Linked DNA regions of Mus musculus: region 2 is linked to region 1. A link is a loop called in an ENCODE intact Hi-C map of the cell type or tissue named here. Cell type or tissue: gastrocnemius. All regions are shown on one strand. Links, peaks and the distances in the headings refer to the core of each region. The heading gives the core; the rest is flanking DNA. Region 1 holds the start of Uprt (uracil phosphoribosyltransferase). Region 2 overlaps Abcb7 (ATP-binding cassette, sub-family B (MDR/TAP), member 7).

What was found. Peaks named below come from ENCODE experiments on the same cell type or tissue, not always from the same donor. Only the 100,000 strongest peaks of a DNase experiment are listed, where the experiment ranks them.
Region 2: a loop joins it to region 1, with 2.3 times the contacts of the local background. A loop is called at or near these places in 2 of 42 quality-filtered maps.

What each region holds. Positions count from the first base shown.
Region 1 is chrX:104,479,654-104,487,997 of GRCm38, forward strand. It overlaps Uprt (uracil phosphoribosyltransferase), which reads left to right and starts at 3,150. Exons shown (of 7, transcript NM_001081189.3): 1 at 3,150-3,696. The coding sequence starts at 3,308. In gastrocnemius, for the core only: no CTCF peak of the experiment used is centred there; DNase peaks (open chromatin) are centred at 3,112 and 3,975; H3K4me3 peaks cover 1,887 bases; H3K27ac peaks cover 1,471 bases.
Region 2 is chrX:104,350,575-104,358,918 of GRCm38, forward strand. The region is part of intron 1 of Abcb7 (ATP-binding cassette, sub-family B (MDR/TAP), member 7); the gene reads right to left. Among named protein-coding and RNA genes, the nearest start is that of Abcb7, 59 kb to the right of the region's middle. In gastrocnemius, for the core only: no CTCF peak of the experiment used is centred there; no DNase peak of the experiment used is centred there.

The DNA of each region.
Region 1 (8,344 bases), core at 54-8,053:
GATTACAGAAGTGGACCACTATGGGTCAGCCAGGCATAAGTAGAAATACAAGATTATATCCAGAGTACTTAATTCAGTTACATAATACAAGTGTGTGTGTGTGTGATTAAGTTTCTTAAATTTACTTTTCAATGCTTATTTCTGCATGTATAGCTTACATGACATTGTCAAGTGAATTAATTTCTATCTTCATTTTCTTGTAAAATGAATATAAGAAGATAGATCATAGCCCAAGACATTAGAAAGTTTAAGTAAGATACTTAAAGAAAAGAAAATAGAGTTTTGATTTCTCTCAACTTTACTAATACTCAGTTGTCACTTTAAATTAAACTCCTAAATCTGAATTTTATTAAATGTAAAACAAGAATTATACTGGGCCTAACTGTTTTACCATATCAAATGAGATATGAAAGTGTTCTGAATAGTCACTATACTGTTGCATGTGAAGGACTCCAATGTTCAGAGCTTGAACCTCTCGAAATGTAACAGTCTAAGTTAATGCCTGGACTTCAATCCATCACAGGTAAAAATTTATTCTCATATTATTGGCTTTAGAAAATGTGTTTTCTCTTAAATACATCTTAGCAACAAAGAGAAAATAGACTGATTTAAAACAAACAACAAACTACCCATGATGGAACCATATCAATCACTACAGGGGAATCTTCCAGCTTTTATTTTATACGGCTTTCTACCTAGAGCAGAAATTGATAAACAGGAAAGCCGGGCTGATATGAGATAACGCTCCTGTTGTCATCTATGACAAAGGGTTGGTGCTGAGTAACATTATCCCTGCTTTCCAAAGATCCAGGCTGGCCACCACCATTTCAAAATTTCAAGACATTCACTTATTTTACTTTGTATCTGTTTTGACACCCTGGCAAATAGAAAAGATGAAATCGGTATTTCATTAACTGAATGATTTCATATATCTTTAGGTATGGGTAAAGGTGAGATTTAGACTTGAAAGACGGGTTTCTGTGTTAGCTTTAATCCTTTTGGGATGTACAATCAATCTTGGACAACTATTTGATTTTGATTTTGTATGACAGGGTTCTTACACGAGTATCTGTGTGTATGTGTGTGTGTGTGTGTGTCTATCCCAGACTAACCTTGGTGATCTTCTTTCACAACACCTTGAGTGCTGGGATTATAGGCATATGCTACCATGCCTGGCTTTTTCCCACCTTGACTTTTCAAATAAGAGAATGCTTCATAACTTCTTTATAAATTATAAAACACAACACTAAATGTGTTATTCTGATTAGTCATTAGTAAATTTTTATCTTTTCTGAACCTAAAATATAAACCAGCTAATGCTTATTGGTTAATATAAGAAAGTATACAACCGGGCGTGGTGGCGCATGCCTTTAATCCCAGCACTTGGGAGGCAGAGGCAGGCAGATTTCTGAGTTCGAGGCCAGCCTGGTCTACAAAGTGAGTTCCAGGATAGCCAGGGCTACACAGAAACCCTGTCTCAAAAAAACCAAAACAACAACAACAACAACAACAACAAAACAAACAAAAACAAAAAAAGAAAGTATACGAATACAGAAGACAGACTGACATTTGTGCTGTTTCAATTTATTGTTCTATGGCATTGAAAACAGGGTCACAGGATGATGAAACAATGGACAGTTTTGGAGCTGGGTTATCTTTGGTCATGATACAATACTGGGCTTCATTGGATTCCTCAAGAGTATTCATTGACAAAACAGACATTTGTTCTGGCCTACTTGAAGTTAACAGATACAAGTTTTAAGCCCAGAGACCCTTTAATTTGCATTATGTGTTAAGTGAAAAGACTGTACAACCTTTCGAAAGTGTGGGGATTGTGCAGTGACATTAAAATGTCTACACTATAATGATAAATAGTGATGTATAGACTTGGAAGTAGGACACAAACAAATATTGCTTATTTTAATTATTTTTGAGACTAGAGCTTGCTTTATAACTCAGGCTAGCTTTGAACTCTTGATCCTTCCATGTCAGCCTTCAAAGTGTGGGGATTACAGATGTGTGCCTTCATGTCAAGTTAAAACTCTGCATCGTAACAAGCTCTACAATTTTTCTGATACAATGGACATTTGCAAATTATTATTCTAGACTTTCTTGGTGGGTACCTAAACATTTTTAAAAGCCATCCTTCCAAGTATTGTTTGGGAGAACAAACAGTGTAATGAAAATTATGCCATAGTAACATGTGCAATTCAGTGCCCAACCAGTATCAGTAAGAAAAATTTTAGTGGTCAAGCGTACTTAAGAAATGGCATCTTGCCAGTACAGGGGAATACCAGGGCCAGGAAGCAGGTGTGGGTGGGTTGGGGAGCAGGGCAAGGGGAGGGTATAGGGGACTTTGGGGATAGCATTTGAAATGTAAATGAAGAAAATATCTAATAAAAAAGCCTTAATAAGCCGGGTGTGGTGGCACACGCCTTTAATCCCACTCGGGAGGCAGAGGCAGTCGGATTTCTGAGTTCGAGGCCAACCTGGTCTACAGAGTGAGTTCCAGGACAGCCAGGGCGATACAGAGAAACCCTGTCTCAAAAAACAAAAAACAAAACAAAACAAAACAAAAAAGCCTTAATAAAAATAAAACAATACAGAAAGAAAAAAAAAGCTGTTGTTTGTCATCTTAAATTCAGAAAGCTCAATAAATTCCTTACATTTGTATACACACACACACAAACACACACACACACACACACACACACACACACACACACACACACACACACGAAATGACATCTTGTAGAAGAGTCTAGAAAGGCCAGCCTGCTAGCTGTTCTTACTTTGCTTCTTCTGTTACACAGATAAGCCATTAGCTTGAAGATGCAGCCAACTACCCAAGTATGTTTTCTTTGCCAAGACAGAAAGTTAGAAAACAGTGCCTTACATGTGTAATCCACCCGTATCTTTTCTTGGCTCTACCAAAGTTCTGATTGCAAGAAGTCCTAGGGGTTTTCTGAGGACTCAGCAACCAGGGATATCTCTGGTTTAGCCACCTCTGCCAAGCAACTGTGATAATCTCTCAAGCAGGAAAGACTTAAAAGAGTTAACAAACCAGCATGCTGTAGACTGGCAGAGAGATGGGCCAATAAGGTGTCTAAGCCGGCAGTGCGTCTGGTGTGGGCGGGTATGGGCAAAGCGTGCGAAAGGACCGTAGAGGCCTAGGGGTGAGAGGGCAGCCAGGGTTAGAGATTTGGAGGAGCCAGGGGCCAGGAGGACGCACGTGTCCGCATCCTTTTCTTCTTGCCCTTTATCCCTAGGGTTTGATAGCAGCGGGGATAGCTCGGGGGCCCCGTGTATGGCCTCGGAGTTACAGCGTCCGGACTCCATGCCCTGTCACAATCGGCAAGTAAACTCTACTTCTAGCCCAAGTCCCGAGCATCTGCTAGCCGAGGACCGGGTCCTGGATCATGCAGAGGAAAATAACGCTGCTATGGCTAAGCTGACTCTCCTCCCTGGGCACGCCCATTCTAGCGTGCTTTCGGAGCGGGACTCTCCGGCCTGCTGCAGCACTAATCTTCACTCTGAGAACCACAGTGACAGTAGTGACAGTGGCAACTACGATGCACCTGTCGGCGGCGACTCCCTGCTAGGGGACTGTGAACTCTCCCGACAGATTGGGGCTCAGCTTAAGTTGCTGCCTATGAATGATCAGATCCGGGAGCTTCAGACTATCATCCGGGACAAGTAAGCTTAGAGCGGAAGGGAAAAGGGAGCGGAGGGCTGCAGGGTGAAAGTAAAAAGCTTCTGTTTGCATTTGGCACACTGGTCTTTGGGGATTAGAGCCAGGCCTCTTTCTTTGGCCTGTGAGTAGGGAGGGAGTCAGTGAGACACTTCTGTGGCCCCTTCTTAGTTGCTGCGGTTAACATTGCTTTGTTTAGGAAGGAAACCTTTTAGGTAGCCTTCAGCCTCTTCCGGCCTCTTTGTCTGTCTTAAACATGACCAATCCTCTACTGTGCCAGGCAGGTACACACCCCTATGCCATCTGCTCAGTTCCCGACCACGTGGTAAATGTATAACCCAGGAATGGTTACTGCCTGTGGTTATTAACACCCCGACAGCCCAAGCTCACAAAACTAAAGCAATTTCAAGGGAAATGATGTGCTCCGCCAGCCCTCTGACTCAACAGCATTTGCTCCTGCAGTTTGCCATTTTGTTTACTGATTGGGAGTTCAGCTTTACCTGGTTGCCAGAAAGTTTATGATTCCACTCTTATCAAGACAGTTTTACTGAAAACTTACAGAATGTAGTTAACAGCAAAGGTAACCTAAGAACAAGTTGGATCCTCCTAATCCCACAAATCAGTATAGCAAGAACTTGAAAAGTTAAAATATTTTGGAATATGGATTTTCTTGGATAGCTATGTACCACAGTGAAATATAGCTGCCATCTTTCCTTTTTTTCTTTCTCTTTCTTTTCCCTTCCCTTCCCTTCCCTTCCCTTCCCTTCCCTTCCCTTCCCTTCCCTTCCCTTCCCTTCCCTTCCCTTCTCTTGTCTCTTCTTTTCTTCTTTTTAATCAGACAGGGTTTTCCTAAATTGCTGCTCAAACTTTGGCCTCAAACTCCAAGGCACAAGTCAACCTCCCAAGTAGGTGGAACTACTGGACCTGAGACCATACCTGGCTCCTATTGGCAGCTTTAAATGAGCAGCTACGGCTCATTTAAGACCACTGTATTTCTAGCATGTCTTGACATTTAAAAATGCCCTAAAATAAATACGATTTGGCAACCGTTTCTTCATACTCTTGTAGTGGGCTCCAGTGCTTCCGTACTGCAGTTTTCCTGACTCTCACATGCATGCATCTACAACTGCCTTTTGAACATAGCAGCCTTGATTTGATAACTGCCATCTCAGCAGCCTTCATTTGGAACCAATTTGGGCATGCTTAGCCCCCTTTGGTTCCTTGTTTCTGCTTTCATTTAGAATTCCCCACATCCCTTTTTATTAATGGTCAACTCCTGTTTTTTCAAGGCTAAACTCATTCTTCCTGGCTGATTTTCCCTGACCGTTTTTTAAATGGAAGGTTTCCTTTCTATTTTAAATATTATTACTTGTGTATGGACCTTGCTTATTAGGTTTACAGCTATTCATTGCAAGTAATAGAGCTCCATCATTAAAGGTTATTTCTACCTTTTGTGGAGTTTTACTGTATAGCCCGGTCTGGCCTGAAGTGTTTGACCCTCCTGCCTTAGCTTCCTGAATGCTTGAGTTATGCGGGGTGCACTGCTATGCCTGGACCTAGCTCTTAAGCTTATATTTATGAAACTGTACTATTTGCTTATAAAGAATCAGTATTGAAAACTATGATCACATGATCTAATGGCATAGAGGCTTAAAAAAGATGAGGCATAGTTTTGGTAGTTGTTGGGACAACTGAAGTAAGACATCTGTGAAATAAAGAAAATTTGATAATTCTTGGAATTGACTAACTTTGGTTCTTGGATCTATTACACTTGTAGATGAATTTTGGGGTCTCAGTGAATTTCTAGTAAATTTTATTTGTCCATGGTAATGGTTATTTAAAAAATATCTTTGTTGGAGGGATTCTTGCATTATAGACATAAGACCTTGGATTTGATTCCAAGCACTGCAAATAAAAGAACATTTTTATTGAGACAGAACTTTCATATACAATTGAGACATTTTAAAGTATAATTTAATGGTTTTCTGTATGTTCTTCACCTACCACAGTCACTTTTAGAACATAGTCATCCCCTCAACAAGAGACCTCACAGGTAGTCAGTCCACATTTACCTAACACCCCCTCAAGCCCTAGGCAAAAATTAGTTTACTTTAGAGTTCCATTAGTTTGCCTATTCTGGATATTTTTTCTGTGTGTTTGTGGTATATGTATGTGTTCATGTTTGTGTGGGTATAAGTATTCATGCATGTACGTATGTGTGTGGAATATAGAGCGAAATAGACATCTGATATCTCCCCCATCACTATACACCTGTACACTCTCACATGCATGCATCTACTACTGCCTTTTGAACATAGCAGCCTTGATTTGATAACTGCCATCTCTTTTGTTGAGACAGGGTCTCTTATTGAACCTAGAGCACACCAATTCAGTAAGACTAGTTGGCTAACAAACTTCAAGCATCTTTCCATTTCTGTCTCCTCAGAGCTAGGATTAAAGATGTGCATCAACCCAGCCTTTTATGTGGGTAGGTGCTGGGAACCGGAACTCAAGTTCTTATGCCTGCATGCAAGCAGTTCACTAACTGAGCCATTTCCCTAGCTCTTACATTTATTTAACCAATAGAAAAACACATCAATGGAGTATCACATAATGATTAAATCGGGTTAAATAAATTTCTTTCTCTAAGCACTTGTTAATTCTTTATGGTAAAGGCTTTCTAAATACTTTCTTCTCGATTTTTGAAATGTGTAACACAGTATCTGTAGTTAACCTACTATGCAATAGTATAACAAAGCTTCTTGCTCCTATCTAACTTTAAGTCAGTACTCCTTGATCAACCTTTCTACCTCCTTCTCCTCCCCTCTTCTCCCCAGCCTGTGGTTAAATCCATTTTACTGTCAAACCCTGAGAACAACTTTTCAAGACTTCACATATGAATAAGATTGTGTGATTGTTGCTGTTTTGGCCAGTTTCTTTTAGTGTGATGTTTTCAGAATTCACTCCTTTGTGTGGCTGAATGATAATTTATTATATAGATTTGCTGCAGTTTATTAATACATCCAATGGCTAATGAATATTTGGGTATTTTTTGCTCTTTAGTTATTATGAATAAGGCTGCCGCGAATATTTGCTTATATGCCTTTGCAGGGGTGAAGATCTTCAGTTATCATTAGATTTCATAAAGGGTCGTTATGTAAAGGTTAAAAAACATTAATACAGAGTTTGGAGAGACTGTGACATTTAGGATTTATATATGATAGTATCTGTATGTCTTGATTATATTTCATTATTCAGAAAAGCTTGGATTATAGAGCAATGTGAGAATAAGTAGAATCCTTTTTTTTTTTTTCTGTTTGAAGGAAGAGACAGCAGAGTCCTGTGTGAAGGGATCTTAGACAAGATATTTAATGTCTTTGTCTTTCTGCTTTATAATTTATAAAGTAAGGATGTTGGTACAGCCTCTTGGAGCTCTTTCCTGAGGTTAAAACAAGATTATATTCATGAACACTGGTATAAACTGTCAAATTCTTCACTTTGGAAATTATGCATGCCTTTTACTGACACCCAGTATAAGCAATTTGTTTGCACAGGAAATTCAAATTCTTAATTTGAAAATCAATACCAAATCCAGCTCTTGTGGTTCCTGCTGCTAATACCAGCATTCAGGAGGTGGGGTGAGAAGGATGGCTGTGAGTTTGAGGTTAGTCTGTGGTGGTTAATGAGGAAAGAAACGGCCAGTCAGAACGACCGAGCAAGACCTCTCAAAACAAATAAAAAGACTGAGAGAGCCTACAGAATTTGTATCCAGCTCTGTAATTTTTCCTAATGAGGTGATGCTTATTCAGGATGGAGACAATATTTTTTTGGCTTGCTTTTTTTTTTCAGTTTTGTTTTCCTTAAGCAGCATAATTTGTTAAGAGAAGCTTTCTCTTCTTTCCTTGCTTTCTTCTTTTCTTCCTTAAATTGTCTTACCTTTATGCAAAGAAGACCCGTTTCAGGTACTGTAGGAGCTGACAGATTGTCTGTTGTAAGCAGAGTTCTATTCATGTAGGTCTAGTTATGGAGGGTATCATAGTTGGTCCTCTTTGAGGCATATGCTTTTCTCTGTTTTGATAGAACAGCATGTACATATATTATAGAGGTCTCTAATAATAGAAGTGTTTGGAGTATATGTTGTTTCTGTTATTGTTCCTGGTTCTTGGAATCTATCTAGTAAAGGGATTGCCTTATGAATTGACTCTGGCATGGAGAAATGGGGTGATCAAACAGGACTGTAAGTTGTTGTATATCTATAAAACAAGCAAGATTGAGAACATTGTACTGATTTAAAATGACTTTATTTTTGAAGTGTACAATATTTGAAACGTAATATGTTGGCTGTATTATTGAATTTCAAGGAAATGATTTTCTCTCTTTGAGAGTGCAGTAATCTAAACACTGAATGGAGTGGGTAATTTACTCAGCTACACATACATGGGTCACTGGCAAATGACAAAAAAGAAATGACTCCTTCATTTTCTTGTAGCTTCTCTTTTGTTGCTGTTGAAATGGATTAAACTATACACCCCTCTCTTCCTGAATAATAAATCCAGTAGACTCTGAGTGTAATGTATTTTCCCCCATGAATATGGTTCATGACCTCATATGTAAGGCAATGAAGTGAATTTTAAAAATCATCATCCTGGTTCC
Region 2 (8,344 bases), core at 86-8,085, 130 kb before region 1:
GAGAAAAAAGAAAGATAATCTTATCCACAACAACACAGGAAATGTTAATCTCATGGGAGAAATAAATGAACAAAGGAGAGCTAGAAAGAAGTTTGCTAGTTTGTGCCTAACTAAGTGGAATAATAACCAGCAAATCCATAGATAACATCAAATCTCTCTCAATAACAGTCTTAAAGACATGGCTTTAACCTACCATTTAAAAGATGAAGTGTAAGTGGCTAGATTAAACAATACCACAAAACCAAGATCTAATTATTTGCTGTCTCTAAAACACATAGATCATTCATAAGAACATCCTCAAACTAACAATCAAAGGATGGAAATTAACCTACTAAGCAAATAGAATCCAAAAAGAAAAGGTATTCTGCTATGTAATAAAGTAGACTTCAAACCAAAGCTACTTAGAAGAGGTAGAGAAGGCCATTATATACTGATAAAATGAACCACTTAACAAGAATATAAAATCACTATAGGTGTTTATGGCACTCAAAACTTCTATAAACAAAATACTGAAAGGGATTAAAAGGTCATATAGGTCCTGACACAACAGGAGTTAGCATTATCACATTCTCATCTTTAGACCATCAGAGATAAATCACACCATATATCAATTGGATGGAAACAGGTATCTACTGCCTACAGAACTTGCTCTATTATTGGTCACATTATATGTCATAGAGCAAGCCTAAACAAATAAAAAGAAAAATCCGTCTCTTATATCTAATCAGAACATGGTAGACTAAAACTAGAAATTAGTATTATGAGAAATCACAGAAACTACAAAATCCTTGATCGGATACTGAACAATGTATTTGAAAACTGACAGTATAGGACGCTGAAGAAACAAGGAAAACAATAAAAATTTCAGAGTCAAATGAAAATGATGGTGCAACTTATCTGGAACTTTGTGGTACAATTAAGGGCATTCTAAGCAGAAAGTCTACAGCTAGGGGAGTTATATTTTTTTTAAAAAGCCCCCCCCCTCTCTCTATAGATAGATAGATAGATAGATAGATAGATAGATAGATAGATAGATAGATATCAAGGTCCCCAAAAAAGAACAAGCCAAACTGGGATGCAGTAAATAAGGACAGAAGTTAATGAAATAGACACTAAAAGTTACATAGATTCATTCAACCATGAATTGGTTCTATTACAAGGTAAACACAGCTGACAAACACCAAACTAGCTGAAAGAAACAAAAAGGTCTTACAATAAACATATAAATTTAAAAGAGACATGTTATAACAGACTCCAGTGCGTTAGAAAGGTAATTAGAAAATATCTGTAAAACATATATTCTAAAAAGAACTGGGAAATCTAGGAGAAACAAATAAATGTACAAACACATCTAACCTACCAAAGTAAATCAAGAAAATATTCAATATACTATGGGCAAGTCTTTGGGCATTTTCTTGATTAATAGGTGATGTGTACTGCTGTGATAGTCTTATGTTGTGCTTTCTTTGGGGGTGGGGGTGGGGTTTCTGGAAGAATTGTTTTTTAGAACTTTGGGATATAAAAGGTTGTTGAATGAGATGGTTTATGGGAGCTTGAAAGATAAGAACGCTGAAAGCAATGCAAATGATGGAGACTTGACTTATGAAGTTTATAAAGGAAAGTCCTTCAAAGATTGTATTGGGACTGTTTGTGTGGTGTTGTGGATGAAAAATCGGTAGAAGTAAAACCTTTGCTTCATTATGACATTAGATGCTAGTCATCTAAGTTGAAGAATCAGCTGTGATTAAGAGGTCAGAATCATTAAGGTAAAATCTTCTGGGGAGTATTTCCTCAGGGTGAGAACACAGAAAGTATAGTCCAGTGTAGCCATGGCTACATCTTATACTGGGAGCCAAAAGTGGTAGTAAGAGGCTCCCAATGATGCTGGTTTTGGTAGCATAGATACTTCATGATTGAAGTCATGGAGAAAAGCTGAGGCTTGATACCATGTGGCAGGGTCAAAGTCCCTGAAGAGAGGTCAGAAGGCCATTGGTAAAGGGGAAGCCTAGGTTGTAGTTGATACTACAAGACTTAAGGATACCGTAAATGCCAAGACTGGGATGACAACCAAGAACAATAGCAGGTGTGGAGAGGAGCTGGTTGGTATGAGCCTGTGTGACAGATGTTAGAGCTGGAGAGATGGGGCTACCTAAGCCCCTTGGAAGTAAGAAGACTCTGAGTAAGTCCTGGATATGAGACATTGCTAGACCTGGGTTTTACTTAGGATTAAGTATGACTGTGCTCTGGTTATTCCCTTTAGGACTCAAAAAGTATTCAACTTGTTTTCGTTACGGGAACTTACAGTTAACAACTTTGTTTTTAGTTTAGTTTTGTTTTGTTTTTAAACTTTGGACTTTAAAGTGTTTAAAATTTTAAAGGCTGTAGGACTTTTAAAATTATACTATGTTTTGTACTATAATGTTAATATTAGAACTTGAGGATAAATGAGAAGTGAAAGTTTATGATTTAGTAGTTACGTGTTAGAGTGTCAAGTTGGCAAGGGTTCAATTGTACCAGTTAGTTTTTGTCAATTTAACATAAACTAGTCACCGAGGAAAAAGAAACCTCAATTGAGGAATTGCTTCCATCAGATTGGTCTGTAAGGAATTATCTTGATGGCTGATGTGAAATGGCTCAGCCCACTGTGAACAGGTACCACCCCTGGGCAGGTAGTCCTGGGTTGTTTAAGAAACCAGGTTGAGGGGCCTAGCAAACACAGAAGTGGATGCTCACAGTCAGCTAATGGATGGATCACAGGGCTCCCAATGGAGGAGCTAGAGAAAGTACCCAAGGAGCTAAAAGGATCTGCAACCCTATAGGTGGAACAACATTATGAACTAACCAGTACCCCGGAGCTCTTGACTCTAGCTGCATATGTATCAAAAGATGGTCTAGTCGGCCATCACTGGAAAGAGAGGCCCATTGGACTTGCAAACTTTATATGCCCCAGTACAGGGGAACGCCAGGGCCAAAAAGGGGGAGTGGGTGGGTAGGGGAGTGGGGGTGGGTGGGTATGGGGGACTTTTGGTATAGCATTGGAAATGTAAATGAGCTAAATACCTAATAAAAAATGGAAAAAAAAAAGAAAAAAAAAAAGAAACCAGGTTGACCAAGTCATGAGCGAGCAAGCCAGTAATCAGCATTCCTCCATGGTCTCTTCATCAGTCTCTGCCTCCAGGTTCCTACTCAAACCCACCAATCCTGATCATGGTGTCTAAGCCATAAGAAATAAACTCTTTCCTTCCCAAGTTGCATTTGGTCACTGTTTTACCACAGCAACAGAGAAGCAAACCAGGACAGGTCTCTAAATCCTACCATAATATACTTTGAAACTCATGCTTAACTGTTCACAATAGCCAGGAAGTTGAACCATGCTAAATGTCTAGTAATAGATTGATGGATAGAGAAAATGTGATATCTATATCTATATCCACACACACACACAGACACACACACATTTAACAATAAAAAAGTAAAATCATAGTGTTAAGTGAAATAAGCCAGACTCAGAAAGATAAATAAGGGACCATGAGAGAAGAAATCACAAGTAAGGGGTGGGAAGCGGATAAATTAATGAAATACATACAACATGTACTCAGAGGGGGGCTAATAGTGGGATAAAATGGACCAATAAGAGGTCAGCCTTTTGAATTCTTGGCCAGAGAAGTCCAAGATAAGCCCAGAATATTACAGGCTACTGCAGTTGCTCTTGGTTGCCTTCTAAGAGTGAAGGAAAGTCCCTATTGCTGAAGAGGTCATGTACTTTGGATACAGAACCTAGAGGATCCAAGCTCAATCCGACCTGAAAGCTTCTTCCCTGAAGACTGGCTCCCACGGTACCAGAAGGGGCCGTGCAAGTAACTAAGGTAGAGAGGTCACTAATAGTCCTACCCTGCTATAACTCCAATGAACCACAACCAGACCAGCATAGCACATCAACCTTAAGGATTTTGTGCAACAAAATATGTGCAAAAATGACATAATAAAATCAATACTTTGTATGCTAACTTAAGAAACTAATTTTTCTAAATAGAAACAAATGAAAAAATAATTTCATTATGGTAACACCAGATGGATAGCTGTAAAATTGACAAATATATATCTGAAATACACATCAACTCAGTGAAAAGGAATGTTTCTTAGGTCTAGTCTCACGAAAGGCAAGCAATAGTATTTCCTTAAGCTATAAATGGAGTATATGTCAATGTTATACATTACAAAATACCAAAAGATCTAAATTAATGAAAATATGACATATGTGACTGAGAAAGTATGCTCATTTGTACATATAAAACCAGGGAATCTCATGATATCTATATGCAGTGTCATGACAAACCTCTCTTATTTCAGATAATCTCTAACAGATAATCTCTAACCAAACCATCCACTCTTAATGTGGGATCAGTTTCTGTTGCTGTGATAAAATACCCTAGCAAAAAGCAACCCTGGGTAGAAAGGGGTTTATTTCAGCTCACAATTTCAGGCCATGGCCTATCATTGTGAGGAAATCAAAGCAGGAACTTCAAACATCTAGCCAAATCACATCTACAGTCAAGAGTAGAGGGAAATTAATTAATCCATGCATGCTTACTTGCTTGGACTCTGCTTAAATTCTCCACTCTTGCACAGTTCAGTACCTCACACCAAGGGAATGATGCCACTCACAGTGAGCTGGGTCTTCCCACATCAATTAACTTAATTCAGACAATTCTACACAGGCATGCTTACAGACCAAGAGTTTATTTGTGCTGTCCAACAACTCCTGAGCATGTGGCCTACCCTGAACTGTGGTTAAAATATGCAGTGAGACTCCATACCACCCCCTCTCAGCACTGGGACCCCATTTGGCTTGAACCTGTGTAGGCCCTGTGGATACTGACACATTGTCCCAAATGATTCTAGGTTGTTTCATGTCAATAATGAAAATGAACCATCACAATGTGTTTCAGGCACTTTAATTCTTTCCTCACCATTCTCCACATTCAGACCATATGCAAGCTTTAATCCAGTTTCTTGTAAGCTTCGAATTCAGGAAACTGGACATCAAAAGAAACAATAAATCACATACTACTGAAGATAATGGACGTGACAAACATGCACAAATACCAAAGAAATTCAATATGCAAAAAATGGTAATCTGTCTCTCCACTTTAGGAGACAGGTAAGTTAAAATTATATACCCTGGAGATCTGTGTTTATTTCAACTTTTAAAAACTGGAAGAACTGAATTTTAAGGAATCTATGACTTAAGCATATCATACACTCCCTCTCACACTGATAGCATTCATCTACTAATCATTAAATGTACCATGCTTTATGTAAATGGTCATTAAGGATTTTTATAGGATAATCACATGACAACCCTCTGAGTTTCCAGGGGATTGTCTAGATTAGCTTAGTCTACGGCTATGCTGATTAGATGAACTGAAGTAGGATAAAATTAGTTGACCAAGCCCTGGACTTGGATCCTTGCTGTGCTTTGACATTTATCCCTTTCTACTTCCTGACTGCAGATGCTATGTGACCAATCAGCTGCCACAAGCTCTTACTGCCATGGCTTCCCTACCAAGATAGACAGAGGAAAATTATAAGCCCAAAAAAACCTTTTCTCTCTGGAAAAAAAAATGAATACCAATACTAAAAACAAAGACTTACTAGGCAAAACTAATTCTACATAAATGTGACCAAGACCCAAAAGAAAAGAGTAACAAAATCAAAATTTCTTTTTGTTACATTTATGTTCTCTCTTTAAGGCAAAATTCAACCTCTACAAAAATAATGTAATAATTATTGTTTATATTTTTATAATAGTAAACTTTTATAATTAAACTCATGTTCATTATTGATGATACCTAAAGATTTAACTAATAGTAAGAGATTATAAAGGTTAGGTATGTAGGTCAATGGTAAACAAACTACCTGACATTTACAGGCCCTAAGATGGATTCTGAGCACTGGAGAAAATAAAGGAGTAAAAACCACAAGGGATTTGAGTCATTTACATATTCTCCATTCGTGAAACTTTAAAAAAAAAGTAAGCTTACAATTATGTATCCTTGATGCTTGTAATTTTTAACACTATCTATAAGTCGTGTGTGAATACTATTATTATCTGATCATTAGTCATCTGTGATCAAAATATAAAACATTTAAATTAACCTCTCAGTGCATTCTTAAAGAAAAACAGCTGTGATACAAACCTATTTTAAATTTAATCAACTTTAAAGTATTAAAAATGCAACTGCCATAAAATCTTGTTTTCTTTCCAACTACTGAGAAACTAGAGGTGAAGAGTAGGGGGGAGTGAAAGCAACAGAGAGGCGGGGAGAGGAGATAAACAGCAGGCAAGCTTCTTTTATAATTATAATTCTCAAATGAAAGCTGACCAGAAAAAGGACTTTTACTCAAAATGACTGATGAATACATAGAAAAATGGTAGCACAGCATTAAGAATTTTGAACAGGGCTGGAGAGATGACTCAGCGGTTAAGAGCACTGACTGTTCCAGAGGTCCTGAGTTCAATCCCCAGCAACCACATGGTGGCTCACAACCATCTGTAATGGGATCCAATGCCCTCTTCTGATGTACTCACATACATGAAATAAATAGAAAAATGTTTGTTAAAAAAAAAAAGAATTTTGAACAATCATCACTTACACAAAACCATGATTCTAGAATAAGTGTTTGTATTTTTAAATTTTTTAGAAGAAGAATTAAAAGTGTTAAGACCTGAGACACAAAAGAACTCACAGACTGTCAGCATGCACAGGTTCCAGCCAAATGGGGTCCCAGTGCTGAGAGGCGGTGGTAAGGAGTTTCACTGGATATATTAACCACAGTTCAGGATAGGCTACATGCTCAGGAGTTGTTGGCCAGCACAAATAAACTCAATGGTATTTTTGTAGACTGTGTCATATTGCTTTGTTTGGGCATTTTTTTTTTGTCTTGTTGGTCTTTTGCTTGTATATTTCAGATTCCATTTTTTGTGGGCTGTGTGTGTGTGCGCATATGTGTGTGTGTGTGTGTGTGTGTGTGTGTGTGTGTGTGTGTGTGAGAGAGAGAGAGAGAGAAACAGAGAGAGAGAGAGAAACAGAGAGAAAGAAACAGAGAAAGACACGGAGATACAGAGACAGAGAAAGATACAGAGTCAGAGACAAGGACAAAGAGACAGAGACAGGAGGGACAGACAGTATGTTTGTGTTTTGTTAGGAGAAAAGAAAGGGCATGGAGATGAATGGGCAGGAGGGATCTGAGGAGAGGAAAAGCATAATCATAATATATGAAAAATGTTTTCAATAAAAATAGTAAGGGTACAGCTCAATTTATGGAAGAATATCACATACAAGTTAAATATAAAGGAAAGCATTTCCCTCTAATTTCTATGCCCAGCATCATTCAGTGCTCATCATGTACAATACGGTAAATAAGGAGATAATTACAGGTATCCTAATTAATCATGTAGCTATCTCCTCACAGTTACCTTTTTGTATGTGGTCATAGTACGTCAAATCTACCCTTAGCAAATTTCTTATATACAATATGGAATTATTGTGGCTAGGAATATGGCTCAGTGACTAAGAGCACTGATTATTCTTCCAGAGGACCCTGAGGTTCCATTCTCAAACCCCACATGGCAGCTCTGGTGTATCTTTAACTCCAACTCCAGAAGATCCAATGCTTCTCCTTGGCCTTTGTAGGCACTGCATGCATATGATGTACAAATATACATGCAGGTAAAGTATATATACAATACAATAATTAAAATAAAATAAAAGCTTTAAAAAATTTTAGTGAAAAGAAAAGCAAACCCAAAACTCAATATGGAATTATTACTAACAGTGATGTGCCTTGCTTGTTTTATATTACTGCATTTTTGCACTTTTTGGCCAACACTTGTCCATTTGCCTTGCTTCCCCGTGCTCCTCCAATAACTGCTGTCCTACAATGTGTATCTACATACTCACATTTTTAGAATTCAATACAGGAGTGAAATTGTGTCATATTTTTCTGGGTCTGTTTTGATTTTACATAATATCCTCCAGATTAAGTACTTTGTTGCAACTGGCCAATTTTCCAATTTGTTTAACGCTAAATAATCTCCATTACATGCATGCACAACTGTGCACACATATACACATACCAATTTCTGTTTCCGTGTATTCATCTACTAATACTTCATATATTCAGTACTGTAAGCAATGCTTCAATGAATATGGGAGTGCCAGCATCTCTATGACATACCAAAGTCATATCCTTATGGTATATAACCATAAACAAGATTGCTGGATCATGACAGTTTCAATTTTGATGAAATCAAAAACCCTACACATAACAGCTATGACAA